Regions from separate parts of the Mus musculus genome. Here regions 2, 3, 4, 5, 6 and 7 are each linked to region 1. A link is a loop called in an ENCODE intact Hi-C map of the cell type or tissue named here. Cell type or tissue: heart. All regions are shown on one strand. Region 1 has its middle 70 kb from the start of Gm36148. Region 2 holds the start of Mir6899 (microRNA 6899). Region 3 has its middle 24 kb from the start of Gm35803. Region 4 has its middle 24 kb from the start of Mir6899. Region 5 overlaps Klf7 (Kruppel-like factor 7 (ubiquitous)). Region 6 overlaps Gm35880 (a long non-coding RNA gene). Region 7 holds the start of Ccnyl1 (cyclin Y-like 1).

Evidence for each region. Peaks named below come from ENCODE experiments on the same cell type or tissue, not always from the same donor. Only the 100,000 strongest peaks of a DNase experiment are listed, where the experiment ranks them.
Region 2: it touches region 1 in a loop (5-fold over the local background); 9 of 42 quality-filtered maps call a loop at or near these places.
Region 3: a loop joins it to region 1, with 4 times the contacts of the local background. A loop is called at or near these places in 12 of 42 quality-filtered maps.
Region 4: it touches region 1 in a loop (7-fold over the local background); 4 of 42 quality-filtered maps call a loop at or near these places.
Region 5: it touches region 1 in a loop (2.9-fold over the local background); 10 of 42 quality-filtered maps call a loop at or near these places.
Region 6: it touches region 1 in a loop (2.1-fold over the local background); 5 of 42 quality-filtered maps call a loop at or near these places.
Region 7: a loop joins it to region 1, with 4 times the contacts of the local background. A loop is called at or near these places in 2 of 42 quality-filtered maps.

What each region holds. Positions count from the first base shown.
Region 1 is chr1:64,444,726-64,448,725 of GRCm38, reverse strand. No RefSeq gene overlaps it. Among named protein-coding and RNA genes, the nearest start is that of Gm36148, 70 kb to the left of the region's middle. In heart, CTCF peaks have their summits at 415 (motif pointing right) and 2,499; a DNase peak (open chromatin) is centred at 2,515; H3K27me3 peaks cover 480 bases.
Region 2 is chr1:64,039,417-64,043,416 of GRCm38, reverse strand. It overlaps Klf7 (Kruppel-like factor 7 (ubiquitous)), which reads left to right. Exons shown (of 4, transcript NM_033563.2): 3 at 980-1,103. Mir6899 (microRNA 6899) reads left to right here and starts at 916; the gene lies at 916-979. In heart, no CTCF peak of the experiment used is centred here; DNase peaks (open chromatin) are centred at 2,246 and 3,116; H3K27ac peaks cover 2,098 bases.
Region 3 is chr1:64,301,071-64,305,070 of GRCm38, reverse strand. No RefSeq gene overlaps it. Among named protein-coding and RNA genes, the nearest start is that of Gm35803, 24 kb to the right of the region's middle. In heart, a CTCF peak has its summit at 2,105; DNase peaks (open chromatin) are centred at 2,110 and 3,340; H3K4me3 peaks cover 670 bases; H3K27ac peaks cover 2,211 bases.
Region 4 is chr1:64,016,585-64,020,584 of GRCm38, reverse strand. No RefSeq gene overlaps it. Among named protein-coding and RNA genes, the nearest start is that of Mir6899, 24 kb to the left of the region's middle. In heart, no CTCF peak of the experiment used is centred here; DNase peaks (open chromatin) are centred at 1,154 and 1,694; H3K4me3 peaks cover 667 bases; H3K27ac peaks cover 2,276 bases.
Region 5 is chr1:64,033,591-64,037,590 of GRCm38, reverse strand. Klf7 (Kruppel-like factor 7 (ubiquitous)) reads left to right here. Exons shown (of 4, transcript NM_033563.2): 4 at 1,827-1,928. The coding sequence ends at 1,878. Among named protein-coding and RNA genes, the nearest start is that of Mir6899, 6.9 kb to the left of the region's middle. In heart, no CTCF peak of the experiment used is centred here; DNase peaks (open chromatin) are centred at 380 and 2,290; H3K27ac peaks cover 447 bases.
Region 6 is chr1:64,222,010-64,226,009 of GRCm38, reverse strand. The region is part of intron 1 of Gm35880 (a long non-coding RNA gene); the gene reads right to left. Among named protein-coding and RNA genes, the nearest start is that of Gm39654, 32 kb to the left of the region's middle. In heart, no CTCF peak of the experiment used is centred here; a DNase peak (open chromatin) is centred at 2,039; H3K27ac peaks cover 1,824 bases.
Region 7 is chr1:64,688,571-64,692,570 of GRCm38, reverse strand. It overlaps Ccnyl1 (cyclin Y-like 1), which reads right to left and starts at 1,226. Exons shown (of 10, transcript NM_001097644.1): 1 at 1,171-1,226. The coding sequence starts at 1,180. 2810408I11Rik (RIKEN cDNA 2810408I11 gene) reads left to right here and starts at 1,912. Exons shown (of 2, transcript NR_038009.1): 1 at 1,912-2,107. In heart, a CTCF peak has its summit at 1,739; DNase peaks (open chromatin) are centred at 1,120 and 1,730; H3K4me3 peaks cover 3,086 bases; H3K27ac peaks cover 2,230 bases.

The sequences.
Region 1 (4,000 bases):
TTTTTAATCAACAACCACAGACCGTTACGTTTACCTAACTGTTTATGAACTGGTCTTGCGTTTACTTCACATGTACAAATGCTTTTCCTTGGAACGGAAGACAGTCACTTCTGCCAGATCCTGTTCATTTGAGAGTTCTTCTGAGCTTATCGCCATGGGAAAAACATTTCTTCCTCCAAGGATCTGAGTTCTGAAAGTTCAGGGGCCCAGTAATGCCATGATTTAATATCCAGTAATTTCTTCTGCCCTCCTGTAAAACCTATGTAAAATGGTAAATCCTAAATCCGTATTGAAACGTAAAGATGGTGTTGTGCTATGTGCATATTTTCCTTTGTGTGCTTATGCTACACAAAATGGATGCAATATTCTATGAAATACTTTTGGAAAACGAGATTTTAAACAAAATCATGCTATTAGAAGGTTGACCACGAGAGGGCAGCATTGTCTACACAAATCTGAATCACAGGCCAATGCCAAGGTTGTATGGCTTAGCCACCATTTGGTTTCAAATACGTGGGAAAAAAAATATTAGCAGCAGCATTATTTATGCTTACATTTGCATTCTTTTCAATAAGGAACTTAGGTCTCTAGGTCTGGCTCACCATTAGGACAAGTCTAATTCTGTCTATATAACAACATCTATTTTCCTCCCCCACTGTGTTTTTTTCTCTTTTCCAAGCAAGCTTCTTTCATATTCTGCAGACAATGTCTGTAGCTTTATTATTTGTTTTAAGAATATGATAACGCTCTTTTATGATCCAGCCATATGTGTGTGTGTCTGTGTGTGAGTGCACGCACACTCATGGATGAGGGTGTAGGTGTTATGCACATAGAAGTCAATCTTGGGTGTTGTTTGACATTTCCCACCTTGGCATCTGTCTGTCTGTCTATACATGTATGTATGTGGTATATATGTATCTGTATATATGTCTATCTATCTTTCATCTACCTATGTATGTATGTATGTATGTATGTATGTAAGTTCTCTAGCACTAAGACTGTAAACAAGGTCCTTGTTTTTTCTTTTTCAATGTTCTTGATTTCTTTTTTACTTAGTCACTTTACATCCTGCTCACTGCCTTAGTCCCTCCTCGTACAATCCTTTCCCCCTTCTCCTCTGAGCAGTGAGTAAGGCCCCTGGGTATCCCCACCACCCTGGAACTTAAAGTCTCTGTGAGGCTAGGCACTTCCTCTCCCACTGAGGTGGCCCAGCCAGAAGAATATATCCCACACACAGGCAACAGCTTTTGGGATATGAACCACTCAACAAAGAACATACAGGGGCTGGACCTACACCTCCCTGTACATATGTAGCAGATGTGTAGCTTGGTCTTCATAAAGGTTCCTGCTTTTTATATGGGTTCTGGAGGTTGAATTCTGGCATTCTTGCTTGTCTCTCTGGTAAGCAATTTCCCAGTCTGAGCTGTCTCCCCAGGTGAAGCCCTTAGGCAGTCCAGTGCAGTGGACAGATGCAGGCCGGTGGCTGGCTGCCTTCTGAGGTAAGGCAGGTGTTACTACACTGCTCTTCTTTAGGGAACAGGAAGCAATACCAGCATTTACTTCATATGGTTCTTAGTGGGCCTGCTGTCTAGAAAGTGCACAATATAAATATTGCAGGGAGAGTGCTTTTCTTAAATTGAGAGGTAGACATTTAAAAATCTGGAGAACTTATATAAAAGCCTAACTTATATAAAAGTCACATGGCCAGTTTCTTTATTCACATTACTTGTCTGGTCCCTAGGGCCAGTTCTAGGCTCTTCTTCCCTTCCCCACTGGCTCCTCCCCATCTGAAGCCAAGGACAGTGAAGCCTGAGAGGTGGTGCGCAAGAACAGCTGTGGGTAGAAGTCAGCTGAACTCTTCCCCACCGCAAACTGTATAACAGGACTGACCGCTCTGGGTCCTAAGGACTCTGCAGATTCTCTTATCTGAGCAACGCAAAGCCCTTGGTACCACATTTTAATCTAATTTGTTTCTTTTGTCAGATTTCATCTTCAGGGAGAAGTCTTTGAGGGGCCGGGAGGGGCCATGTCCTATGGGACATTTGGTTTCATTCATTCCTAGGTGGCAGGTTGAAAGGGCAGGGCTGTTAAACTGTGAAGGACAGCTGCAGCCTGATGGGCAACAGGGGAAGGCCCTGGGGATCTCTCTCTCTCTCTCCCTCCCTCCCTCCCTCCCCCCTCCCTCCCTCCCTCCCTCCCTCCCTCCCTCCCTCCCTCCCTCCCTCCCTCCCTCCCTCCCTTTCCTCCTTTCTTAGCTCTGTCTGTCTTCCTATCCAGATACGTGAAGGCTTTTCTTATTTTCATTTTCAATCTAGAGAAGAAATCCGATTTCTGAGAAGGGTTCCAAATGTTATTTCCTCCTCACAGTAGGAGTCTCAGGAGAAAGCTTTGTGCCTAAGGGAGCCAGGAGAGCTTCGAAGCTTTCACCCACGTCTGGTGTTACCAAAGGAGGCTTGGATCGAGGGCTGCAGAGGCTGCGCTTGTTCCAAGTGCTCTCGTGGGGGCAGCAGCCGCTCAGAATGGCGCGGCCCTGTCACTGCCTATCTGCTCATTGAGAGGCAGAGCACATCAGAGGGCCTCTGCGAGGACACTTTGCAGACTATAAATCGGGGATGGAGGAGAGGCTTAATTAAATCAGTCCTGAGGTCACAGGAAGGGAAAGCCCCCTTCTCCCTCCCAGACTTGACCTGTTTCACGTAGCGTGGCAGCCAGAGAACCTCAAAATGTGTTAGCAGGAGTAATGTAAATGTGCTCAGAGGAGCCGGTTCCCAGCCCCATTGTAAGGAGAGAAATCCCATCTAGTCTGCAGACAAGGGAAGATTCTGACCTTCCAATTTAATCCTGTGAACTAAAACCAGAAGAAGACAGCCAGCGAGGCCAAATCGCTGTGTCGGATTGTGATGTTTTAGTACAGGCTTTCTTAAAACATCTTATTTCTAAAGATTCTTGTTATTTGAAGGGACTCTGGGCGGTGTGAGTGAATCCTCCGCCAGAACTGGGTGCAAAGGGTAAGCCATTGGCTGACACCTGTTTATGAGCGAGGCAGCCAGTTAGGACCTAGGGTCTCAAACAGGGTACCAGCCAAGAGGAGCCTGTCAGAAAGGAAAACATGGCTGCCAAGGACGAAGGGAACAGGCTATCGTGGCCTCTGGGCCTTCAGCCCGCTGTGCTGTGCAGGAAGGCTTGGCACACATCAATGGGTCTGCTCTAGTCTTCTCTCCGTGGCTCATGAGTTTGGGGAGTCACTGAGCACACCATGTCTGTCTGTCAACTGCCACTTCGGGTCACCCCTCTCTCTCTAGCCCTCCCCAAGTGTAAAGATAGGATGAGGTGACAGGAGGAAAGCCAGCAGAACATAAATATGGAGACGTCGTCCTTGGATGTGTGATCTTGGCTACATTTGGGACAAACAAACTAGAAGTACCTTTAACTTAGCCCAGCTGGTGTCCATGGTCCTTGAAACTGCAAGAGTGGCTGTATGGCCCACCCTAGGGCACATGGTCCCATGCGTGTCACCAGGTGACAGGAGTCTAGGCCTCTGAATCATCACCCAACCCACCATGTCCATAACTTATGGATCGCCTTCACTTTTCATTCATAATTTTCCTGTGATGCTCTATCCAGCAATTCACCCATACCAATACCATTAGTCTGTCACGTCTGTTAGCGAGATCCATTCTTAACTTAGCATGATACAGTGTGTGTGTGTGTGTGTGTGTGTGTGTGTGTGTGTGTGTGAGAGAGAGAGTAGTGAGTGTGTATGAGTATGTGTGATTGTGTCTGTATGAGAGTGTGTGAATATATGTGAGAGTGTGTGAGTATATGTGAGAGTGTGTGTGTGATTTTTTTCCCCCTTTCTGGAACTTGATGTATTTTCACTGTTCTCCAGTTTCCTTCAAATCAAAGAGGGCCAGAAAGACTAGGCAGTCGAACCATTCCCTCCTCCTTCTAGGAAGGTAGATCAGGGCAGGGAGAGGCTTTATGAAGGAATTAGAGAGGG
Region 2 (4,000 bases), 410 kb after region 1:
CACTTGATGATTTCATGGGTCTGTAAACATCGCCATTCTACTTAATTAGGATCAGCTCACTATACAGTTGGAAGGATAAATATTTGTCCTGTTTGGTGACAGATGTGATGGGTTTAAAAAAAAAAAATAACAAGTCCTGCACTTTTTCGTACGTATCCTCCATCTGTATTTATTCTGTGGAAAGGTCACTTGCGCACCAGTGCTCGGATTCCATATCTCTCAGCAGCTTCCCTGCCGCTAAAACTTGCTCTATAAATTGACTTCTAAAATATCTTGCAATGATGTATATTACTATCCAGCATGAACCCTCTAGAAGAGTCACTGAATCATCGGAACCTCTGGGCAGTTTCTCCATGAATGCTGCGAGTCAGGAAGGGATTTAGTCTTACTCCCTCTCGGTTGGTCGTGGTCCTGTTGTCTGTCCACCCAGGCACATTTGCTGAAAGGGACACGGGTTCCAGGAGGCTGAGGCGTTTGTATCAGCACTTAGGTCTCTGGCCATGGTTTGTGGTAGAAGAGGGGGTCAGGGAGAGACAAAAGAGACTGAAATGGTAAGTTACTGGAGGTTCTTGAGAAAAATAGAATTAGAAGCATTTGTGGTTCAGATGAAAATAGCAATTTCCTTTCTGCTTGGACCGTGGGGCTTGGCGTGCTCCTGGGAATAGAAAATAAATAAAAATTGATCCCTCACCAGTTGAAGGAAGTGCCCTGACTCTGGGAACCGAGATGATGGCTCAGAGGTTTGAAGGTTAAAAAAGGAAAGAGACAAAAGGAACACACAGCACCAGGGGGCTTTATTTATTATTATTATTATTATTATCATTATTATTATTATTATTTTAAAAGTAATGTTCTATATTAGAGAATGTAGTCTACCAAGAAGGATCTGAGAGGCCATCTGCTGAGACTAGCCACCAGGCAGCAGAACGCAGCGGGCATGAGATCCTTTCTGACCATTGTCCTTCTGTGTCTTCTGCAGGTGAGAAGCCTTACAAGTGCTCATGGGAAGGATGCGAGTGGCGTTTTGCACGGAGCGATGAGCTCACAAGGCACTACAGGAAACACACAGGTGCAAAGCCCTTTAAGTGTAACCACTGCGACAGGTAAGGTGACTTAGAAGCTACGGGACTAAGGAGGGAAATAGTGCAGTAGGTTGGGGTCTGTATGTATGATCTGGGTCTAGTAGCAAGCAGGCCTGTCTCGTGCACAGCTCTATGGGCCTGGCAATACATTTTACTTCTCTACTGCTTGCAAGGGTGAAAAGATGCACTCTCTTATGTAGTAAAGTTTCAGGGTCTCCATTGGGTTACATAGCATTTACTCAGTGCTGGCTTTGAACCAGTGCTAGTAACTAGGTACAAACAAGATGTCATTCCTCACACAGGTAGTTGATGAGGCAGAGAATTAACAGCGTATTGACAAAAGATAATAGAAGTTGCCTCCTCTGGCCTTTTCAATATCATCCATACCACCTTTGTTCATCTTTTATGTTTAAAAAAAAAAAAGTTTGGTTAATGGGAGAAAGGCCGATTTTGAAGGCTTTTTCCAAAGCATTATTGAAAATGGGCCTATCCTTTGGACATCTGGACTGTTCCTTCCTCGCTGAAGACATGCTCAAGGGTCCAAAGATGGCAAAACTCTGCAAACTCGTCCTGTAATTCAATTTCAAACCTTCAGTATTTGATAGTCAAAAGGATCCCGTAGCAACAGATAGTACCCAAGTAATAGTATCTGACAGCCCTGGCATTATCAGCCGATAAACCCCAAAATGGAGACTCTGCAGGCCAAGGTGAAGGCAGGATTAGGTTTAGACATAATCAAATAATGGGCTTGCATCTGAGCATGTTATCCTTCTAATCCTATTTCTGTGTTTAAAAGGAAGCTTAAGAAAATTAACCATCTTTTTAATGCAATACTAAAGGTCTTGGTTATGATGAGAAAAATGCTTCTAATACAATAAAGCCCCCGAAAGCCTCAGGGTCCCCTCGGCTTGGACAGCAGCTAGCAGGATGGCGGGGGAGGTGGGCGAAGGGGGAAGGGGGGGAAGCAGGATGTCCAGGAGGAGGCCAGGCTGTCCTCGGAAGGAAATGAGCTCGGCCTCACTTCCTGCCTCTCCCAGGCCCTGTGCTCCACACCTGCCTCTCCCACCAGCCAGGCCTTCCTCTTGAGAGTTTGCTTTCTTGGAGTGTAGTAGGAGGATGCTCAAATCCAGGCTCAGCCAAGTTGGCCTGGTGTTCTTTTGGGATGCAGATAAAGGACAGTCTTGGCTTTCCTTCCCCCAGTCTTCCTGAGGAGGCTATTTTTCTTTTATCTTCATCCTCTGAGAACTAAATAAAGAGGCTTTGGCTCCTGGAGTGCAGAGATAACCTCTCCCCCAGGCTGGAGGAAGTGTGCCTCTCTCGGCTATTGTCTTCTTCTGCCTGAAGAGCAGCTTCTGCTACCCAGGAACATAGCCCTTGTCCCATGGTCATCCCATTCCCTAGAAGGCCTCTGGAATGTGCAAAGGACAGCAGCTTTTCTTCCTCGGCGTGTCCCAGTCAGTGTTTCTGTTTGACAATCTCTTCAGCTTCCATCTCCCATGTCCCTGGGTTCAGTCATTCCCAGCCTTGGCTAATAAAGAAACCTATAGGTTGTTGACTGCTCACAGACCTGTGCAGAAGATGTGTCCACTGTATCACCCGGGATGAAGATGAGATCCCTGTGAGTTGTCACAGCGTGGTGGTTGGAGGTACCTCCATAAGGCACCCATCTCTGAAGGGTGTTGAGGCTCAGGGATTGTGGCATTATGTGTTTTGGAGAGTGAGGACTGACTAAGAAATTGCCATTTCAACACACTGAGGAATTCCTAACGTTATGCAGCCAATATACTAGCAGTCTCCCACTCATGTGGGTGATGTGGAAAAATATTCCAAGCCTGTTTGGTGTGAGAGAAATAGCAGCAATGGGTCATCGGTTAGTCATTTGCTTTGCCTTCCTCACCAGAACACACTGCGGTCTCTGGAGATGGCATCTGCTGTACTGGTGGTACAGATTCTGTGAAGTGACACCGCGGGAGATTCTGAGTCCACCAGAGTCCCATGCCCTGCGTCAGGAGTCCATTTTCAACGTCAGGAATGAGGGCTGCAACTCACTAGTGTCTTATGACAGGCAGTCCCTCTCATTTTACTGCTCAGGGAGCTAAGAATAGACAGGTCTGGGAACTGTCGTGAGGCCCCAAAGCAGATGAAAGGAAGCCCTGGAGAGATGGGGAGCTGCCATTCCTTAGGTGACTTAGACCTTTGGAAATTGAGGCTATCTGCACCTGGGAGCAGGAACCTGGTCCCCGTTGGCTTCTCTTGGCGTAAATGCAGGGGGCCGGGCCTCAGCTCTCTCTCTTTCTCGGTTTACTCTTCTTTTTCTTAAACATACACCGTGTATAATTTATGCTTTTCACGTGTGCAAGTTTTAAAAACACATGAACTAATTATATTTGTTTTCTTTGTTCATAAGATTATTAAATGTCCCATACAAGTCTGTGTTTGTAGTTCTATCTAGAACGATTGCATCTGACCACTGTAGGCTTACATTTCCAGATGGCTGTCATAGACTGGAGCTGAATGGCTGTCATGTATTGTAATGATTGCTTTTTCTCCTATCCCCATCACTCCCTATTGCCCATTCAACATGAGAGCAAGTTGTCTAGTACTCTGCTTTCTGTATTATTTCCTCTTATAGAGAGTACCATTTCTCCATACTTGGTGCCTTACCACAAATGTAAAGAAACAATCTGGGGGGAGGGGTGTTACGTGTTTGTTATACTTGGCCCCATTGCATTGCATGCTTTCCCTGACTGGCCTCTGAAGACACTCAGGCTTCAGGTTCAGGCTGGAGGGAAACCCAGTGAGGTGATTTACAGAGGATCCTCACCATCGTATCGCTGCCATGGCCAGACAGAACCTACTGTAGCTTACTAAGTGATGCCGTGCCAGAGGGACAGGTCTTTCACAGCCCAGAGAGCATG
Region 3 (4,000 bases), 140 kb after region 1:
CTGTTTATGTGTTTATATGGTCTCTGAGTGTGGTTTCTCTCTCTCTCTCTCTCTCTCTCTCTCTCTCTCTCTCTCTCTCTCTCTCTCTCTCTCGTTTCTTTGCTTATGCATTTGTGTGGTCTGTATGCGTCTTCTCTGTTTATGTGTATGTGTTTATAAGGTCCCCTACACCTGTGTGTAATTGAGTATATGAACAACAGGGCAAAGTCTCTGCTTTCATGTTGAAAGAAAAAGATTGAAAACCTATAGGCAAACAAGGACATTGCTTTATTTACACCTATCTCTTAGCTTTCTACAGATAACAGTACAAAAGACTGGTTTGCATACAGCTCTGTGATTGGGGTGTAGTTTAACCCCTTGGTCCACAGTGCAGCTGGGTATCAGTTCTACTAGAACCAGAATACTAGCACTGGAGATAATGGGATATAAGTGCCAGGTCAGCTGATATATCAGATGATAAATATTTCACATTTCCCAGTCATTACGACCTGAACGTTTTCAGCATCAGGTTGCTTCAAAACAAAACAGTCACACAAAGCTGGAACTAAGGCTGGGATCAGGTTGGAACCAAGTCTTGTTCTCGGTTGACTCTGCCAGAGAACTGGTCTGGGGGAGGAGGACAGGATACAGAGGGAACAGGAGAGGGCAGAGCTTGCAGGGGACTCTGAGTTTATTGCACTGGCAGGATTTACTGGTTTCATTTCACCCTCAGATCGCTATGGTGGCCCACTGGAGACTTGGAGTGCAACACTGAAGATTTTCATTGTAAGAGTTTCATGTGCCCGGAGCACATGGACCCAGACAGTCGGTTACTCCTTTGGTGACTGGTGGGAAGTGGGGGTGGTGATCTTTGTTACAGACCTCATGGCTTAGAAGATGAAGGCAGTCCCTTTGTGACTTAGAAAATACCAGGTTATGTTGAAATACCTGTCACAGGGCTGTCTGTGCATCGTGTGTATTCTGTCTGCACAAAGCCTGTGCAACTGGGGTGAATAAACAAACGCTATGGAATAGTTGATGACTTGACTTATAAAGAGCAAAGATGGGTTACTTGTCAACATCTGGGGGATGAGTGCAATCTCAAATAGTATGATTTTAGGTAAAATTTATTCCATAAATAGTTTTTTTTCTTAAATAAAATAAAGCCATTTCCTATATGTCAACTTTGGGCTGGTGAGATGGCTCAGCTGGTAAGAGCACTGACTGCTCTTCCAGAAGGTCCTGAGTTCAAATCCCAGCAACCACATGGTGGCTCACAACCATCCATAATAAGACCTGATGCCCTCTTCTGGTTTATCTGAAGACAGCTACAGTGTACTTAGATATAATAATAAATAAATCTTTGGGCTGGAGTGAGAGGGGCCAGAGCAAGATAAATAAATAAATAAATAAATAAATAAATAAATAAATAAATAGTCAACTTCACCATATTGCATATTTTACATAATTTTTAAAGTTTGAGTTCAGAGTATGCATTTTTGTAACTGTACTCCCTTTATTAAAAAATAGATTTTTACAAATTGTATTTTTTGTTTGTTTGTTTGTTTTTCTTTGAGACGGAGTTTCTCTGTGTAGCCCTGGCTGTCCTGGTATTCTGTAGACCAGGCTGGCCTCAAAGTCACAGAAATCCACCTGCCTCTACCTCCCTAGTGCTGGGATTAAAGACCACCACCCATAAATTACATTTTCAATGCCTTAGAGAAGTGGATTCCTTTGTGAAGCTAATACTGCCCCTTCTTCTGGCTGGGTTTCCAAATGTCAGTTTAGATACCAGTCAACAAGCAAACAAAGCAAGAAATGCCCCTGCAGGGGGAAAAAAAAAATACTGGCCTCAGAGACAATAGCTTACTAGTAAGCCCGGCTTGGTCGAGTTCTGCTCTGACATGTTTAGTATTTAACTATGCAGCTTCCTCTTTTCTCCGGAAATAGAAAGGACCAACTTCCTCCCCCCCCCCGCCCCCCCCCGCCCCCCCAGTGGCTGCCCCATTGTCCCATTCTAAAAACTCCCTTGTTCAGACACCTGCTTCCTCTGAAGCTTCCAGTCCTTGGTGCTTTATCTCTCCGGTGAGTTTTGTCAGGCTTTCAGTTTCTGTTACAGCTTTCAAAGAACTTCAGAAGGCGCTGCTGAGGCGCAGAGCTGGAAGCTGGCAACTCCAGGGAGCTTATCCTGCAGTAGTGCTTTGGGGAAGACCAGCAGAGCGTCAGACCCAGCCAACACGGTCCTGTGACCAGAATCCAGCTCCATTTACTTTAACTCAGCTCAGCTCACTTTCTCTTCCACCTAGATGGGAGATCGTTTTCACAGACAATCAGTACAATAGAAATAAGAAATCAACTGAATGAAAAAGTCCGAGATAACCCCTCTCCTCTCATCTGGCCAAAGGCACACTAGAGACCTGGTGGTTGATAGATATTGCTTAGGCTGAAGCACCTACAGGTCTCTCTCAAGAGCCCTATCTTGCCTCCCTGGCATAAAATCTTGCAAGTATTTTCCTTTTAATTTTTAAAAATTTACATTTATTTAAAAAAAAAACAAGGTATACTTGTTCATCAACAATGATACAATTTAGAATTTTATCAGGGAAAACAGACAAACAAAAACAAACAAACAAATTTCTCAGTATTTCAAATGCCCAGCATGTTACTCCTTGGGATTCTTTGAGGGCTAATAAATCAGTATGTCAGGTATCCTTAAAGCTTTGAAAATGATGATGTTTTAACAGTACTTCTAACAACTTCCAGACTCCATAATGGGAATAACTAAAATTCTTGTTTAAAGACTGCAATATACTAAGTGTGGCAGTGCTTACAGACCTGTGGTTGTTTATAAAGTCTCCTTTAGTTTAGATCAGTTGATCCAAAAATGGGAACGATTATCTTTCTTTGTCATCTCTCCTTTAGGTGAAAAATGAGGCTGACATATTTATGGATTTTTGTGACTTTTTAAATAAATGACTTCCTGGGATGTGATTCCAGGAAAAAGATGCTTTAAGAGATAGTGTTTCAGAGAAGGCAGTGACTGGGTGGTATTACCCCGATGGCAAGGCCCTCCACTTTGGGCCGGGGAGCTAGAGGTTATCAGAGAGGCATCCTGTTGGTTCTGCTCCACTTCCACATGGTCACATGTTGATAAAATGCCCTTCACGGGTGTTTGCAGAACCTAAGGATGAAGAAGGCCTTTGCTTTTCCCCACACTGTGTGTGCTAGCCTGTTTCAAGGGGATCAAGGAATGCTGAAAAACACTGAGGGCTTGCCAGACTTCCTTGAGAATATGGAAATCTTTTGGAGAAGAAATTCCTTCCACACCCTTTAAAAGAGCTTCATGCCTCCCCCGGGGCGGGGAGGGGGCAGGGGAATAATGTCTCATTGTTCTGTGGGGTGTTAGAGGAGGAAGAAGTCTTCCTGATGTGGTAATAGAATTTCCTTATTTTTTGGAAATGAGGAAACAAAGCCCAGAAAAGGGAAGTCCCTCTCCATTCCAGAGAGTGAGTCCGTGTGCATGGCCCAGGGCAAAACTTAGGTTTCCTTTCAGACAACCTAACGTTGTCACCTAGGACGACCTCAGGCGGCCCAGGATGACTCCCAGAAGGCCTGGGAACCAAAGCTCCACTTCTCCCCTGTGCTATGCTCATGATCCACCTGGCCTTTGTTCTAGGTCAGCCTTTATTCATCCTGTTCCCAAGATGGCCTTTGCTCCTGAGGGAGAAATAGTCATGGCCTCCTGCCTCGAGGGCCCTGACTCATTTCTAGCTAGGATTGCATCAGTCCGTATTCAGTCTCTGTGAGCAATATGGGTTCAAAGTCACGTATGTGGGAGTTTACCAAAGCCACAACATCCCACATTTATGCAGTGACGGCAGCATAAAGCAAAGAGAAACATACTCTATTGGGGCTTCTTACTTACTAGAGATGCTGCTATATCAAACATCAAGAATTAAAATCATAATCCTACCAGGTACTTTGCTTATTTCCCCCCAGTCCTTCCTTGCATTTTGAACTA
Region 4 (4,000 bases), 430 kb after region 1:
AAGCCAACATGTCCCCTCTCAACAAAAAAGGGCACAAACCAAAAACCAACCCCCCCCCCAAAAAAAACCCCAAAAGTACTGCCACTTTATCTAGGATTCAGAGAAAGATGCAGAGGTGGGGGTGTGGAAAAGCTACTGTGGGAAAAATACTCCCTGTGGGAAGGTGAGGCTTTTCTCTCCCTTTTCCCTCCACCTCTTCCCCCCCCCCCTCCTTTTCCCCTCCTCATGCTTCCCCCTCCCTCCCTCTTTTCCCCTCCCTCCTACATTTCCTTTGTATTTCTCACAACTCCTGGGTTCCTCATCTCGTGCATAAGTAGTCAGTTCCCCCCTCCCCCCCACTTTTAATTTCTTTCCTGCCATGACCTGGCTCCCCACAGAAGCTCATAATCTTCCAGTCCCCAATTCCAGTTTCCTGAGAGAAAAAAAAAATTTTTTTTTTCCGATTGTTCAGGTTCAGAGCTATGGTTCATCCCTGGTAAGGTGCGTGTGTTCATCCTTCTAGAACTCAGGTAAGCCATAGGTAAGGCAGGAGCAAGGCAAATGTCACCCAGAGACTCTTCTATAGGGTAAAGCACAAACTACGCCCCTTTCATGGTCGTGAGGTAAACTTTAGAATATTCCATCTAGCCTTGCAGACACTTGAGCTGTGTATGCTAATAATTCGTGGTGAACTCCTACCTTCAGGGACAGCGTGCCGACTCCCCTTAGCAGAAAGATGGGTTCCTCCGCATTCATACCTGTGACATTCACCTGTGAACAGTGCTAGAGGGAAAAAAATCAGAATCATTCGCGGCAGCTCCATGAGAGCAAGAGCAGAGAACACAGTGAGAGAAAAGCCCTAATTTCATTCCAATTAGGACAAAGATAACGTGTGTAAGATATGCGACTTTTGTCACGGGTAAAACAGCCTAGTAGAAGAAAAGGATAAGAGAAGGCTCTAGATTCATTTCCCTAGCTCTCGGGCTGTGACACTGGTGAGCTGTGTGGCCTGAAGTCCATTGCTTGGCCTCTCTGGGCCTTGATCTTTCAGCAGTGCTGCAGTGGCTGCAAGTAAGGAAAATGGACAGAGTAGGAGGGAGACACCAGGCTACTTCCCCTCCTGCGCCAGATCTTTTAAACAGGATTTCCTCTTGCAGTTTGGAATTCCAAAAATATTCCAAGATTAATTTTACAAGCATTGAGGAGACTTGAGCACACACCACCTGTACTGTTCTGGCTCCTTTGAAGATGCCTGCAGGAATTCTCTAGTCTATGCAAGGGAACAAGTGGGCCGTCCTTGTATGCTTGCTGTGGTAGCATACATATCACAAACAGAAATTCTAAACACTGGGATCGGGTTTCCTAGTACGTGTGTAGTTTTCTTGTCACCTCTTTGACTGCCCTTCTGGGTGCCCAAACACAGTGCCCCCCTACTTCTCAAGAGTCTACCTTGTAGCTGGTTAGTTCACGCCTGAGATGGGCTTTTCCCAGCTTCCTTCCGGCTGTTTCTCCACTGGCTGAATTCCTCAAAAACTAATCAATGTGTTCTCAGAAAACAGAACCTGGCTAGGAATGTTTATCATTTTCTTTGCTAAGTGCTGTTTTTTTTACACGTTGGACCTCTGATTTCCTACAATTCTTGGAGAGCACTGGCAGGAAGAGGGTAGGAAACCCCGTGCCATAGAGGGACTGTGATTAAGTCGGCTTCCGTTCTCTCCTTCCTTTCTGGGCTGGAGTGAGCTGGGTGCCCTGAACCAGCGGCTCTCCCCACCCCCCACCCCACAGGAGGCCAGTGTCTTTGATGGTGTATTTTTAGACGATCTGAACAGAATGACCGCTGCGTGTCTGTCCCTCCCCAGCAGCAGGCTTTTCCATTTACTTGCTTGTTCACTGATTTGGATTTCCTTCCAAATAAAATGTAAGCAAGGCCAACGCGCTGTCGTTAGAAAACATTCCTGCCTTGAGAAGCAGCTTTCAAGGAGAAATGATGGAAATGAGAGTAAAAGGAAAGGCGTCAAGGGTTCCAAAAGCATCCCCACAGTGGTCTAAGAGGAACTTTCAGTTTTTAATGTGCATGTGTGCGCGCGTGTGTGTACATATGCATAAGCTGTGAAGACCAGAGGTCAAGGTCCGGTCTCACCTCTGTCTTTCTCTACCTTCATTTTGAAACAGTGTCTCTCACTGGGTCTGGAGCTCACCAATTGGACTGAGGTGGCTAGCTAACCAGCTCCAGGAAGCCTCAGGTCTTTGCCATCACTCCCTCCCTCCCCAGTCGCAGATGCCTGCTCTTTTAGCCGATGCTGTAGACCTAGACTCAGGTCCGCCTCACTCTTGCTAACCCTAGACCATCGGAGCTGTTTCCCCTCTAAGAGACACTTGATAGTGACTGTCACAACCTGATCACAGGTGGTAGTGTGTTTCCAACTCTGATAGCACATCTGATCTCATTGCTTTATTATCTAGATTTTAAATAATAGTTCTCATGACAGGGAACTAGGGAAACAGCCAGGATCTAAGCCTGTGTCCTTAGCACCATCTCTCCTTTGTATTGAGGACACTAGAGCCCAGGGAGGGCCATTAGCCCAGGGAGATTTGGCTGTAGGACCCTAAATAGGAAGCCTGAGATTTTAAAAAAAGCAACTCTACTAATTCTATTTCTCCTTGGTGTGCTGTCCAGCCCATACCGAGCAAATTTAACTCAACCATGATAGGTTGTACAAAGATTTGCGTCACTTAGCAGATCTTTATGTTTATAAATGGGTTAAAATATTCTGTAAATTTGCTTGCTCAGAAGGTGTGCTCTACTCTGTTTAGATTAAAGCAGGCAGCTTTGTTTTACAAGTGAAGCCACAGCTACACCATTGTATGTGTTCTTTTACAAGAGGAAGCATTTTCGTTTGGTGTTTTATGATACAGGAGTTGGGATTAATTAATTTACTAATTTAGCTAATGAGTAAATGCTAAGCTAAAGACTGGGCTAAACCCTGGGAATTCAAGGATGCTCAAGGCAATTTATATTAGTTAGAACTGTGTGTTTATGCTTATTCATTTGCTTTGGTGGTGACAGAAACTCAACATGAAAAGGCCTCGCACAAAGGGGAGTTCATTGGAAGTATCTCGGCATATACACAATTCAGTACAGGACTATAGGATGGAATGTACTTCTAGAAACATTCAGACTGGGAATTCACTTGCTCAGGCCTTCCCCTCCATGCATTTATTTCACTGTTCTCTTCCTAGAGACTTCTACTTCTTTGCCTTCATCTCAGAAAATGTGGCCGCCATAGCTATAAAGTGCCTTTGTCAAAGCCAGAGATACTGACTTCTTGGTTACAATACCATAATTCCCAAGGAAAGCATTGGTGGGCTCTGTTTGGGCCAAGAGCTCACCCTATACCCACTCTTGACTGTGGGCAGCCTTCTCCTCCTCAGTCGGGGGCACAGCCTCAGTCAACCAGCAAGGGCCAAGTGTGGTTTTGCAAAGACACAGGACCATTATAATGGAGCCTGTGATATCCATATGAGATCCAAATGAGTGTAAGTGGAAAGTAGCTATGAGTGTAAGTGGAAAGTAGCTATTCCTGGAAAGGGGGATCATGGGAAGACAACCTGGGATCATGATTCATTCTTTCTCTCTCTCTCTCTCTCTCTCTCTCTCTCTCTATGTATATATATATATATATATATATATATACACACACACACACACACACACACACATATATATATATACACACACACACACACACACACATATATATATATATATATATATATATATATGGTGGGTCAGTATATCTGCATATCTCATTCTGAGAATGAAATCCAGTTCAACATGCTCATACAGTAAGCACTTTGTCAATTGAGCTAGTGTCCCAACCTAATGCTATAGTTTTAATATGAGCTTGATTACGGGCACATAGACTCACATTGCTCAAAAACACCCAGGTCTTAAAAAGAAAAACTGTTCTGCCTAAGGAGAGTATTGCAGAGGATGTACAGAGAAGCTCAACTGAGTCAG
Region 5 (4,000 bases), 410 kb after region 1:
CCTCTCCTCTCCTCTCCTCTCCTCTCCTCTCCTCCCCTCTCCTCTCTTTTTTTCTTTTCTTTTCTTTTCTTGTTGTTTGTTTTGTTTTTCGAGACAGGGTTTCTCTGTGTAGTCCTGGCTGTCCTGGAACTCACTCTGTAGACCAGGCTGGCCTCAAACTCAGAAATCTGCCTGCCCCTGCCTCCCAAGTGCGGGGATTAAAGGCGTACGCCACCACTGGCCCAGCCTTGTCTTTTTTTCTTATCATCTCCTGGGATACTGTTGTACACATGTACCTATTTAAGGAATGGGCATAAACAGAGGGTGTGGAGAGTATGGGGTCAGGGAACAGGGTGGATTTGTGATTTGTTTGTTTAAGAATGAGCAAACACAGGGAAGCCTTGCTTTGGACAGGAAACTCTGCAAGCCTGAATGGGTAGCTTGCTAATGTCCTAGCAAGGAATTTGAGTGGTGGAGCTATCTCAAGCTACAGCGATGCCTAGGAATGTTGTCATAGTCCAGGCAAGGGCTAGCTTAAGGAGAGAGCACACAGCCAGACCATGCATGGCTGTTGCTTTACATGCATCACAGCAGGTACTTCCGCCAGACCCTGATATTGCAAACTGTTAGAGCACGGAAATGCCCACACTGTTATTGGTAAGATGCAGAAACCTGCCTTAGACTGATGTCAGTGTAAACGGCTACTTATTAACAAGCTTAGATTATTAGCTCGAATAACTATTAGAAATGGAATTCAGTTTGTCTTTAAGGTTGGCTAAATCCAAGTTCCCAGATACCATCCAGATTCTTTTCTCTGCTCACTTCCTTCTCCAGCGGCAGTATGGGCACACTAGCAGCTCAAAGCTCATCTCCTAGCAATTTAGCATTCCCAGTGGAAGGAGCATGTCTCTCTTCCAGTAATTTCAGTAGCTATAGAACCACCTTTCCTTTGGCCTCTGTGTGTCATGTGACTGTTGCTTAGCAATCACTGCCGCCATGGCTTTCACTTTAGAAGGAAGGTCAGCTTTATACTAGTGAGAACATAAAAGGGTTTCTACCCAAGAGACTCTCATATGTCTACCATCAGAGTAAAGAGGAAGGAAGATGACCATAGCATCTGCCAAGGAAGGTGCTCGATTATGGAACTTAAGCCCCAAGTGTTAGTCCAAGAGCCTCAGCCCCAGTCTTTATTCCATGACTCTCCACCTATGTATCCTCCCCTTAGTTCTTTAACACATACTGAATCAGACAGACAGACAGACAGATGCACACACACACACTGACTGACTCATCATGGAGATGTCCCCAGGATAGTGTTGGGGCTATCTGTGAACACCACTCTGTTCTTTGTCTTGGTGTGAATATATTATGCCTGTGTGGACCTGGAATTATAGGCAATACACTCCTAGGCTTTCATGGTAAAGCCCGAGACAGCAAAGTGGGTGTTGAAACATCAGTGTTCTACTAACTGGTGACATAGGCCAGTTATTCATTATTGTATATACAGTGCATGAGCATGTCATGTGTTTAGAGAGCACTTCCACATTTTGTTCCTTCTTAGATAAGTATAGTTATAATCATAACAGTCCCCGTGTAGTGACATCTTACTCTGTGCGATGTGATATTATGATACTTCTCTTGCCTAATCCTTAAATAAACGTAAGAGACAGTGTCCCCATCAGCCACGCTGCTACTGGAAGAGCTAGGGTCTGAATTAAAGCAGTCTGACCCGAGCTGACTCCTCCAGCACACTTCCTCGTCTCTCCATAACTCACAAGTGCTGTCTCTCTTTAAAACTGAGAAAAGTAGCTGGACCTCTCTGACATGCTTGTTGTTTGTCGTTCTAGGTGTTTCTCCAGGTCTGACCATCTTGCGCTCCATATGAAGAGACATATCTAAACAAAACAAAACAAGACAAAATAAAAACAAACAAAAGTAAAAAAAAAAAAAACAACAAGAACAAAACACCGCAAAGGCCAGAGTTGCCATGGCAGCAGCCAATGTCCGAAGGAAATGCAGTGAGGCAGAGGGCTGGACTTCAGGCGGGGAGAACTGCCTCGCAGAAGAAAGTTCTCGCTTACAAACCTCTGTGTGCATACATGTACACGCACACGTACACACACCCTCTCACACACAGACCCACACACAGATCCACTCTCATGCACTCAACTATATTTAAAGTATATACGTCTATTTCTTATGCCTTGCCCTAGCCAGATGATAGAAGACAAGGAAGAAGGAAGCCAGGTGAACTCGGCAAGGCACTGGCTGCTGACCCCAGCGCTACTGGATCACTTCCCAATGTTGCCAATGGAAAACAAAGCAAACGGATGTCTGTCTCCATGGTGGCCGCAGTCCAAGAGGCTTACATAACTTCTCAGTGCAACGTGATAAGAGAATCCAACATCTTATGGTTGCATATGTGTAGCACTAATGTTTCTTTTTAAATAGTTGGGGGAGATTGACCTAGAAAACCAAATTGCAGTTTGGTAGCCAAACTTAACTCCTGGGTTATTTGTCCTTTGTGTGTGAAAAGTCCTACTATTCCGTACGTCAGACTTCCTCACAGAACTGTCGGTTGGTTTTGGTTCTTCTTAGGACCAGTGAGATCTTTTGAATTGCTACCAACGGCCTTAGCGGCAGCAGACTGTGGATTTACACCTTACACCTTTCTGGCCTGCATCTCTCTAGACTTTACTCTCGAGGGAGGAGTTTTCTTTTCTTACTTTTTTTGACTCTCGCACATCATATGCACTAGGGATTCTGAAAACTTCTAGCATGACTGCAAAGTGGCCAAGAGAATAAAAGTCCTTGATGATAAATCACAGTATACCCCTTGAGCCTCACCTTCTTGCCAGTGCTAGATTTTTTCTTTTTAAATCTCTCTGATTTTTTGCTAATGAAAACTTGAAAAAAAAAAAAAAGCTTATTTGGAAGCTTAAATGTTTTATCTTTTCTCCGTGGACTAAACCTCTCCAGGACTCTCTCGGCACCTGGATGTCTAGCTCTCGAAGCAGCCAATCAGATGGGACATCAGAGTTCTCTCATCCCTCCTTAAGGCGTGATGACCTCAGCTCACAGTGAGCGGCTACTCTACTGTCCTTGCTACCCTATAACTACTTACAGCATAGATCTCGCTAGTCTCAAAGGGCAGCTGCGTATTTAATCTAACTCTGGGTTATGACCTGACAAAAAAGCCAAAAATCTCACTCTTTCCAGGAGTGGGGGAGTCCGCGGATGCCTCCCAAATCTAGAGGCTTCACAAAACATCATCCCATCCCTTCCCTCACTCACCCTCTGAGATCATGGTACCCACTTGTTAAATGCATACTTCAAAATGCCATTGTGGGAATGAAGGTTGTCCATTAAGGAAAGGGTGAATGTGTCACTCTTATGATGTCTCTACGGGTGTTGGTGGGGGGGCGCTTTCTTTAGGGGGTACTGGTTCTTTTTGGCTAGACCCACCATGGCTTGTGACCTAGAGCACCCAAGATCAACAGAGGCCTCATATTTACCCTGAAAGCTGATTCCAAGGGATTTATATTGCTCACTTGCATATCACACACACACATCCAATGTTGGTTTCTATCTTCCCGAATTCTTAGCTAGCTGGCACTGGCCTAAACTCCAAAGACTGCCTTTAGGACCATTAACTGGCCTATGCAAGCAAGCGGGGTGGGTATTAAGGCAGATTGTATATTTTGTATATTCTGGGACCATCCCTTCAAGACGCGTCTAACAAACAAAAGTGGCGTTTGGTCCGTACAAGGTTGCTGCACCCTCATACCAGCTGGCTCCCTCCTGCCCTCCTCTGACTGTTTTATCCACTGACTGTTAAAATGCCGCCCATACATATTTGGGATGCAAAACTGAAGTCTTTTAAAAGAAATAATAATAATAATATAAGCAACACAAACACATATGACAGCAACCTTCAAGATCCTTGGCACTTGGGTTCTCAGCTTTCTACGGCTTTGGTTTTACTGAAATGTTGAATCTACTTGTCTGAGGGTAAAGGGAC
Region 6 (4,000 bases), 220 kb after region 1:
TATCTCATGCTGTTCTCATCTTCCTGGAGGAAGTCCATGGTGCCTTCTCAGTGGTCCAAAGAGGATGTGCTGCCACCCATGTACATGTCTTCTTTGTCATCAAAGAGAGTCACAAAACAATGCAGTTAGTCTAATACACACATACCCTACCTGGAAATAGAACTCAGAGGAACCAGTACACCTCGGCTGTTCTCGAGAAACACCCTTAGCAGAAAGAAGCCCCTGGTGGGGGAGATGACAAAACAGAGGTGGCTCTAACAGGTTGTCTTTAAAAGCCAATGTAGGTTTGTGATCAGAGCGTTTGGTCTCTGTAAACTCCCATCCTTAGTCTTGTGGAGAACAAAAAAACTTCCAGGGTAGGAGAGCAATTTACAATCCAACATGGAGGTTGTAGGGCTGGGGGTAGGTGTACAGGCAAACAAAGTAGTTCATTGAACTCAAGACCAAGGAGCCCCTCCCCAAACTTCTGATACTTTGTGGTTTTATCTTTTTACTAAACCACAAGCCTAATGTCCATGCAGATGGACCTACCGTGTGTGCCTCTCCCTTCCTGGGAACAGGTAGATGTAAGGGTCAGTGTGTTAGCCACCAGCCCTTTCTGAGAGCTCAGCCTCTTTCTAGAACATGCTTAATGTTATCCGTCCGTGTACTTTACTGGTGTTTAGGAGAAGAAAGCAAACAAAAATAATGGACAGGACAGTGCAGGGATATTGTAAGTGTTTTCTTTACAAGCATTTGGAGATGAGAAGGGTAAACGATCTATTTCCTCACAGAGGACCCTATACATTAGAGCTAAACTAATATTTGGAGGATGATGATCGTGAAAATTTTAAAGGAATCCCTCTGGGGTTGGGATAGAGAATGCTTCTACATAAGATAGATATTTACAGCTAAATGGAAAGAGCAGAAGGTAGAGGAAACAGGCCACGGGGCTCCCTAGACTTGCCATGTGTTCTTATACATCATGGTCCTTTCTTTGAGAATATATAGCTTTTTGTTCTATCCCCTTTAGCCCTTGCCCTTGTACCTGTGTCTCCTGCCTTCTTTCCACCCTCCATGTACTGTTGTCTCAGGGGGCTAAGTGTCCTAGATGCTCACTGGTTTGGGAAGAAGAGCTGTTCTTCCTGACTTTAACACTGTCAGGTTTCCCAATACACATGAAGCCTGACTGAAGAGTCAAGTTCTGAGCTTGAGTAACAAGGGGCCTGATCTGTCTCATTCCTCTTCCCATTCTTAGCATATTCTTTCTTCTCTCTTCCCTGTGCACTCAGGATTTACCTCAGGAGCTGCCCTCAGGACCACGGGAAGTGCCCAAATATCTCTGGCACAGTTGTAACTGAAACTGTTGCAGGTGGCTAGCTGCCATGAGAGCCACTCAGTTAGGTGACATGGTATCCATGGGAGGGGGCAGGGCGGGGCGGGGGAGAAGGAAGAAGAAACAGGGACATCAAAAGAAGAGAGGTAGGCAGATCAGGACCGGGTTTCTTGATCATTCATTTCCAAACGGGATGGCAGAGTCTGAGAATGCGCAAGGTCCAGGCCTGGCGTGAGTCAGCACCAGGGCTGCCTACTGCCAGTTGATTACATTAGCGTTAGTTAGAAGCCAGGAAGGAAGAGGAGATGCTGTATGTAGGATAGATGGAGAAGGAAGAAAATTGTCTTCATATCTTTTGAATTATTTATGACCTGGAAGTTTACATGCTAAAGTCTAACCGTAGAGACCTGATGGGGAGGGCTGGGAAGAGAGCTCTCCCTTCCCTTAAAGCCACAGAGCGCATGCTTTGGGTCCCCATGGAGGACCAGGAGAATGCTAACAATGACAGAATCTCTTGGAGAAAGTGGAGCCCTCTTAATTTGTATTGTGACCTTGAAAGCAGAAACGCAGCCCAGAACCCTACTGCCATCGGGCGCAGGACCGCAGATTTCCCAGGAGCCTCTGGAGCGACGGACATAAACCTGTGAAAGCACCGTACTTTGATTTTGTCGAGTGGTAACACAGGATGACTGTCAGATCAGTGGACAAAGGAGATCTTCGCCTCTGGCTTCCAGCCAGATGGGAGAGAAACAAAGACTTCAGAGCCCTGGCTTTCCATCCCCCACCCTCTCCCTCCTCCCTGTGTTTTTCTCTTCCTGCCTTAACCACTTAGAGACCATGCTTGGGATAGAGCCTGCTGACTGCTCTTATGTTTTGGGAAATCATGTCTAATCACACGTATCCCTGTGAATTATGTCAGAAAGGGGCCCTTCCTTTTGAGAAGTGTTTAAATGTAGAAGAGAAAGCCTTCCACCATGCCTGCTGCAGAGGCGGCTTGTGGCTAGGGATGCACTCCAGTTGGGTGCCTGAGTGGCCTTGTGGGCATCTTTGTTTATGGTTCCTCTGACTACTGAGGGCAGTGTAGCAATCTGAATGCCCACCAGAAGGAGTTGCCTCTGATCCTCACCCAGATTTGAAGCTTTTGTCTGGGAGCCCCCTCTAAGAGGCAGAGACTCTAGGTCTGTTTCCAGTTGCAGGACAGGGTTTGTCTCTTCAGCCCACAGACCTCAGTGCAGTCTAAGGTTTCCACTGAAGTAAAGCCTAAGAGGCAATGCCTCTATCCCGGGGGCACTGGAAAAGGAAGAGGAAGGAAAGAGTGCTGACTGGTGGCCAACAGGCTCAAGGTGGCAGATACAGGACTAGCAGCAAAGAGCTGGACAGATGCTGCGTTGGAAGAGAAGTAGCAACAAGGCCGTTTCTTTGCATCATCACCACTGCTCAGTCATCCCTCCATGTAAACAACAGAGACAAGCCGGCTCCAGGGCTGATCCTCCAGCAAGAGCCACTTTTTGCAGTCAGTAGTGTTAAGTCCGGTATCTCTACCTCTGTAGTAAGGGCAGAAAGGAGCTGGTGCTTGCTGTAGACTGGGTAGATGCAGAACGAGTCAATGAGAGGCTCACACACATTCCTCATGAAAAAGCAGAAAGGAATACAGTATTGAACTTTCGCATGGGTTTCCCCTCCACCCCACTGCAACACCCAGGAACCTACGTGTCCCAGACCCTGTGAGGGGAGGGATTGATTCCTGCTGCCCAGATACCAAGCAGTACCTACTTCTCCATAGCTACATGGAATAAATTGAGGTCATTTTCATAATTTAGGCAAAAGCCTCCCTTTCCACTTGAATTACTGAGATATTTTAGGCAAGTGCAGCTTTAAAAAAAATTAAATAGCAGAACTTGCGTTTGGGAACTCATTAAAAAGCATTGAGACTTCCTGTATTATATCAGTTATAAACAACTGGGAAGAGAGAGGTCGCTTTTTTTTTTTTCTTTTAAGGAAATTATCTGGAAAATTACCCAGGCTTTTACTTCCTCCTTCTAGATGAGATCTGCTCAGGTTGCTTTCAAGACAGTGGCCTCATTAGAGTAAGCTTACATGATAAAACCAGGGAAATGAAAGGGCCAGACTCTGCTCTCTGGCTTGGCTCCTTTTGGCTTTCACTGTTTCCTTTCTGGTCATGCCTGCTTCTTCTTCCCTTGTGAGGAAGAAGCCCACCCTACATTCGAATTTTTCCCACTGGAATGCACTGAAAATTAATATTGCTGAGAGACAGACCAGGAGGACCAGAGAAGCCTGTCGCGGTCTCCATAAGAGCCTTTATCAGTTTTATTTTGCTTGCTACTCTGTGCTGACATTGAGATATTGCTTGAAATCTTTCTAAAAGATCTCCTTTATTTTTCTGCCCCACCCCCACCCGACCACAAATGATAGAAAACTGTACTGTGCTAAATTCAAGAAAGGCATATGTTTGCCTGTCCATCAACTCGGCTGCCAGGGTTGAACATGATGTTTATAATGGCTCAGTGAATGTCTGAGCTATGTGATGGAGTGGTAGCTTTGTTGATCATGGCAGAGCTTGGCTTACCTTCTCTACACTTTTCATTTAAAGTTTTTTAAATTACACTTAATTGTGTGGGTGGGTGGGTGGGTGGGTGGGTGTGTGGTGTACCATGGGGTATATGT
Region 7 (4,000 bases), 240 kb before region 1:
CTTAAACATCTCATGATACGTTGTCTTATAGATCTGTAGCCTTCATTCAATAACCACACTGCTATCTAGAATTACTTTTTACCCAATTCACAGATTTTCAAAAATTTTATAATTATAAAACACCAAGTATTTCCTCTTCTCCCTCCTACCTACCCAGCCAGCTCACCCTGCAATGGATCAGTTTTCGAGCTTCAACTTTCTTAGCACCAAGTAAGAACCTCCAGGCTGAAGGTGTGCAGGGAAATGGAGCCATAGAAACAAATATTACAGGCACCCGCAGGGGGCTGTCTTCTTAAATCCCAAACCTTTACATTACTAATTTAAAGCTAAATTTAAGCTTTTGGCTCCATTTAAACGCCCAATGAACAATCTCTCCCCACCCTGCTTCCTTTGGAAGAGGTAAAATAAATGAAATTTGTTAAATGGCGATGTATTTACCAAAATGATAATTTTAAAGCAAGCAGAACTACTCCTTGTTAGGGAGGGGAAGCAGTACTTTTCTGAAGCCTGGAAAGAAACTAACATCTTTCACAGAAGTCTCCTCTTTCTGTGTTCCAACTATAACTGAAAGTAATAAAGCAACCTTTATTATTGAGGCTACTTTCAAAATCCTACTTAATACCATACACATTTTGGTGGCAATCTCTACTTGAACGTAAATAAGAAATCTTTAACCATGCTGAATCTAGATTGCTCTAGTATCAGTTACTCAACTCGTTCAGAGCAAGAGGAACATTATGCTCTTACCTTACGTACCATCTGCCTAAGTAAGGACAGAGAGATGGGATGGCTATTCTGAGGTTAGGGGTACCTGGGAGTTTTATTAAGAAAAGGGGCAATTATAGTCTCTTGAAGTCTTAAGTTCCACTGGACGGTACACAGCAGTACAAAGAGGAAGCGGTGCCGGGTACAGGGTCCCGGGTCAGAATGAGAGAATGGGAAGAGTGAAGAACTGGGCGTAGGGGTGGGAGAGAAACTGGCCAGACGTGGCCGAGAAAGAATAAGGGGTGGGAACACGAGCCACAGCCCTCATTCCCGGTGTCCAGGCCTGCGCCAGGAATAATCCCGGCAGGAAGGAACCCGAGGCGGCGGCCGCCTCCCAGCGGGACCCAGGGAGTCGGTGGAGGCCAGAGGTGCGCCACGGCCCGGACGCGCCCGCTGCCTCCTCACCTTCGGGCATCTCTCGGTCACTGATGTGCTGCAGGTGGTGGCCCTCGCCGGCTCCGAAATCCAACTCGGCGGGCTCCACGGCCGCAGCGGGCGCCGGCGCTACCGCCACCGCGTCCCCGGCCGCCGCCTCGTAGACCTCGGACTCGTAGTCGGGCTCTGCCGGCCCCGCGCGCCGGCCCAGCTTGGGGCTGGCATTGGGGGACACGCAACAGGTCAGCGTGTTCCCCATGGGGAGCGTCCGCTCCGCTCGGCCGACGCCTGCGCCTCCGCTCGCCCCGGACTCCGCGCCCGCCCCCTCCCCCAACAATGGCGCGGTCGGCGCCGGCAGCCCCGGGCAGAGCGGGGCTGCGCCCGCCCGCACTCGCCGCCGCGCCCGCTGCGCGCCCGCCCGCCCCGCCGCCCAGCCCGGGGCAGGGCTCCGGCCTCGGCCGCACCCCCGCCGGCTCGCCGCCGCCGCCTCCCCACAGCGGACTAGTCTGCGAGGGCGGCGACCAGCCCGGCTTATTTAAAAGGGGTGGGGACCCGACAAGCGCTGGGAGACGCAGCCACTGCGGGCCGAGAGCGCGGCCGGAGCTCCTCCTCCTTCCGTCGCCGCCTCCGAACTGAAGGCCGCTAGCCGGCTCCTGCCAACCGGAACGCGCTCCGCGGTCACCTGGTGACGGGTAGCCAATCAGACCCGGACTTCCCTCCACGCACCCGCCTACGGCCCAGGCACGTGACTCACAAAGCCCCGCCCCGTCCCTTAAGCTGAGCCGCGCGAATTCTGGTTTCCATTCATCTCGAGCTGCGCCGAGTCCGGCTCCTACTGGGGAGCTGCGGCAGTTTGTTACTCGAGGCCGCCCTTCAAGGCGGGCCCCGAAGGTCCGGCCTGGTGAAGAGTTGGTTTTGTCAGCAGTTTGGTCTCTCCATGTTTGACAGCTTCCCTTTGCTCACCCAAGTAAGTTGCACTGGACTTAGCCGGTTGTATATGGCTAAATGCTCTTCTCCTGTCTTCCCAGTGTTACGTTCTCGCTTGCAACTTGGCCATAGCAACCCCGGGGCTCGCTCCTTACTCTCAATAAAGAGTCGTGACTGTGTCTTGCATGAAACCCGAGGACACGTCACTCTTCAATTTCCTCGTACGTCAAATAAGGACCAAACTCTCGGTTCAGAAAAGCTGGGAGCCAGCAACTCCGGTTTCGCTTGTTTTCTGCCATCACAAGACAGGAGTTTCCAGACTTTGTTTCTTTAACTAGCAATGCAGAGAACAGTTTTCTCCCACAAAATAGAGAACCACACTGTGGGGTGCCCACAGTCCTAAGTGATGGGGATGGTAGAGAGCAATTGACCTTTAGCATGCACCAAGTATTGCCAACCATGCCAACCGAGCTCCCTTAGCGCTAAGTCTAAAGAGCAGTCCAATGTTCGATCTCCCAGATTTTACTGATCGGTGGCAGGGTAGGGGGAGCATGCAGAAACTGAGTAACTTTCTCAAGGTTACATGACAAGGTTACTGCTCGTGTAGGGGCCAGAATAGTCTGGATTCCAGGTTTATCTCCGAGTACCTGTGAAAGGAAGTCACGGTTAGGGAAAATGACAGAGACTGTTGGTGCTTGGTAGTGTTCATTTTAAGGAAGAGCAATCTTTTCACTTGGGGATTTTAAATATCTTCCCTAATTGAATCTTCTCGTTCATTTCTGTTCCTGAAGTCCAGCAGTCCAGGCTCCCAGTAAATTTAGGCAAATGAGAAGCAAAGATTTGGAGAATCTAGCTGTACGAGTTCACACTGCTGCTCTTGGAGTACAAACACAAATATCTGACCCCAAAGTCAATGAGGTCAAGAGTTTAGTTGTTTTCTTTTAATGTATATATTTATTGTATTTGTATGAGTACACTGTGGCTGTCTTCAGACACATCAGAAGAGGCATTGGCTCCCATCACAGATGGTTGTAAGCCATTATGTGGTGGCTGGGAATTGAACTCAGGACCTCTGGAAGAGCAGTCAGTGCTCTTAACCGCTGAGCCATCTCTCCAGACCAAGAGTTTAGATTTTATACTGGAAATAAGTGTTGAACATGAAGTTCAGAAGTCATTGTCATGTGTATTTAAGACTATGTTATTCTGGACAGTAAGAAGGAAGGGAAGAAAGGTCTAGTTAAGGAAGCCTAGTCTTTTCCTAGGAAAGAAAGACAACTCCAACAAAGGGCACTGGTGACTAAGTGGACAAAGAACTTATTTCCTAAGTGAAATAGGAAGTACTTACCTATTGGATATGGAGGGAGAACAGAAGTAGAAGGCAAAAAAAAAAAAAAAAAAAAAAAAAGTCTAAAGTTCTGATTTAGAGGGTAGGCGGGTTTTGATGCCGCTCCCCTAGACAGATAAAAAGAAGAATAAGTTTGGAGAAGAAAGTTTTTGACATTGTTAAGTGTTGTATGAAAATGAATCCTGAGGGGAGAAGAAGGCAGAGGGTATATAACTAAAGAAATTTTCTCTTAAGATGGGAGAAAAAGCAAGATGAAAGTACTTTAATACTAAAAGAGTAAGAGCCCATGAGCACAACACAATTTCAGACTTCGAAGAAAAGGAGGAATTAATAAGTGATGTCCCCAAGAAGGCAGAAATATCTGGGAGAGGTAAGCTTTGGGAAGCAGAAGCAAGCAGGGAGAAAAGACATATGTGACATGGAGACATTGCTGGTAGAGAAGTTTCGGGAAAGTTCACTTCATGACCCCTGTTTTCCTATAAGGTTACAGTTTGGAAAATAACTGGGGGAAATGGAAGTATGAGTAGAAGTTGTTTGTATCTCCCAGAAATTATATTATATTTAATGAAAACCAAATGCCATTTTACT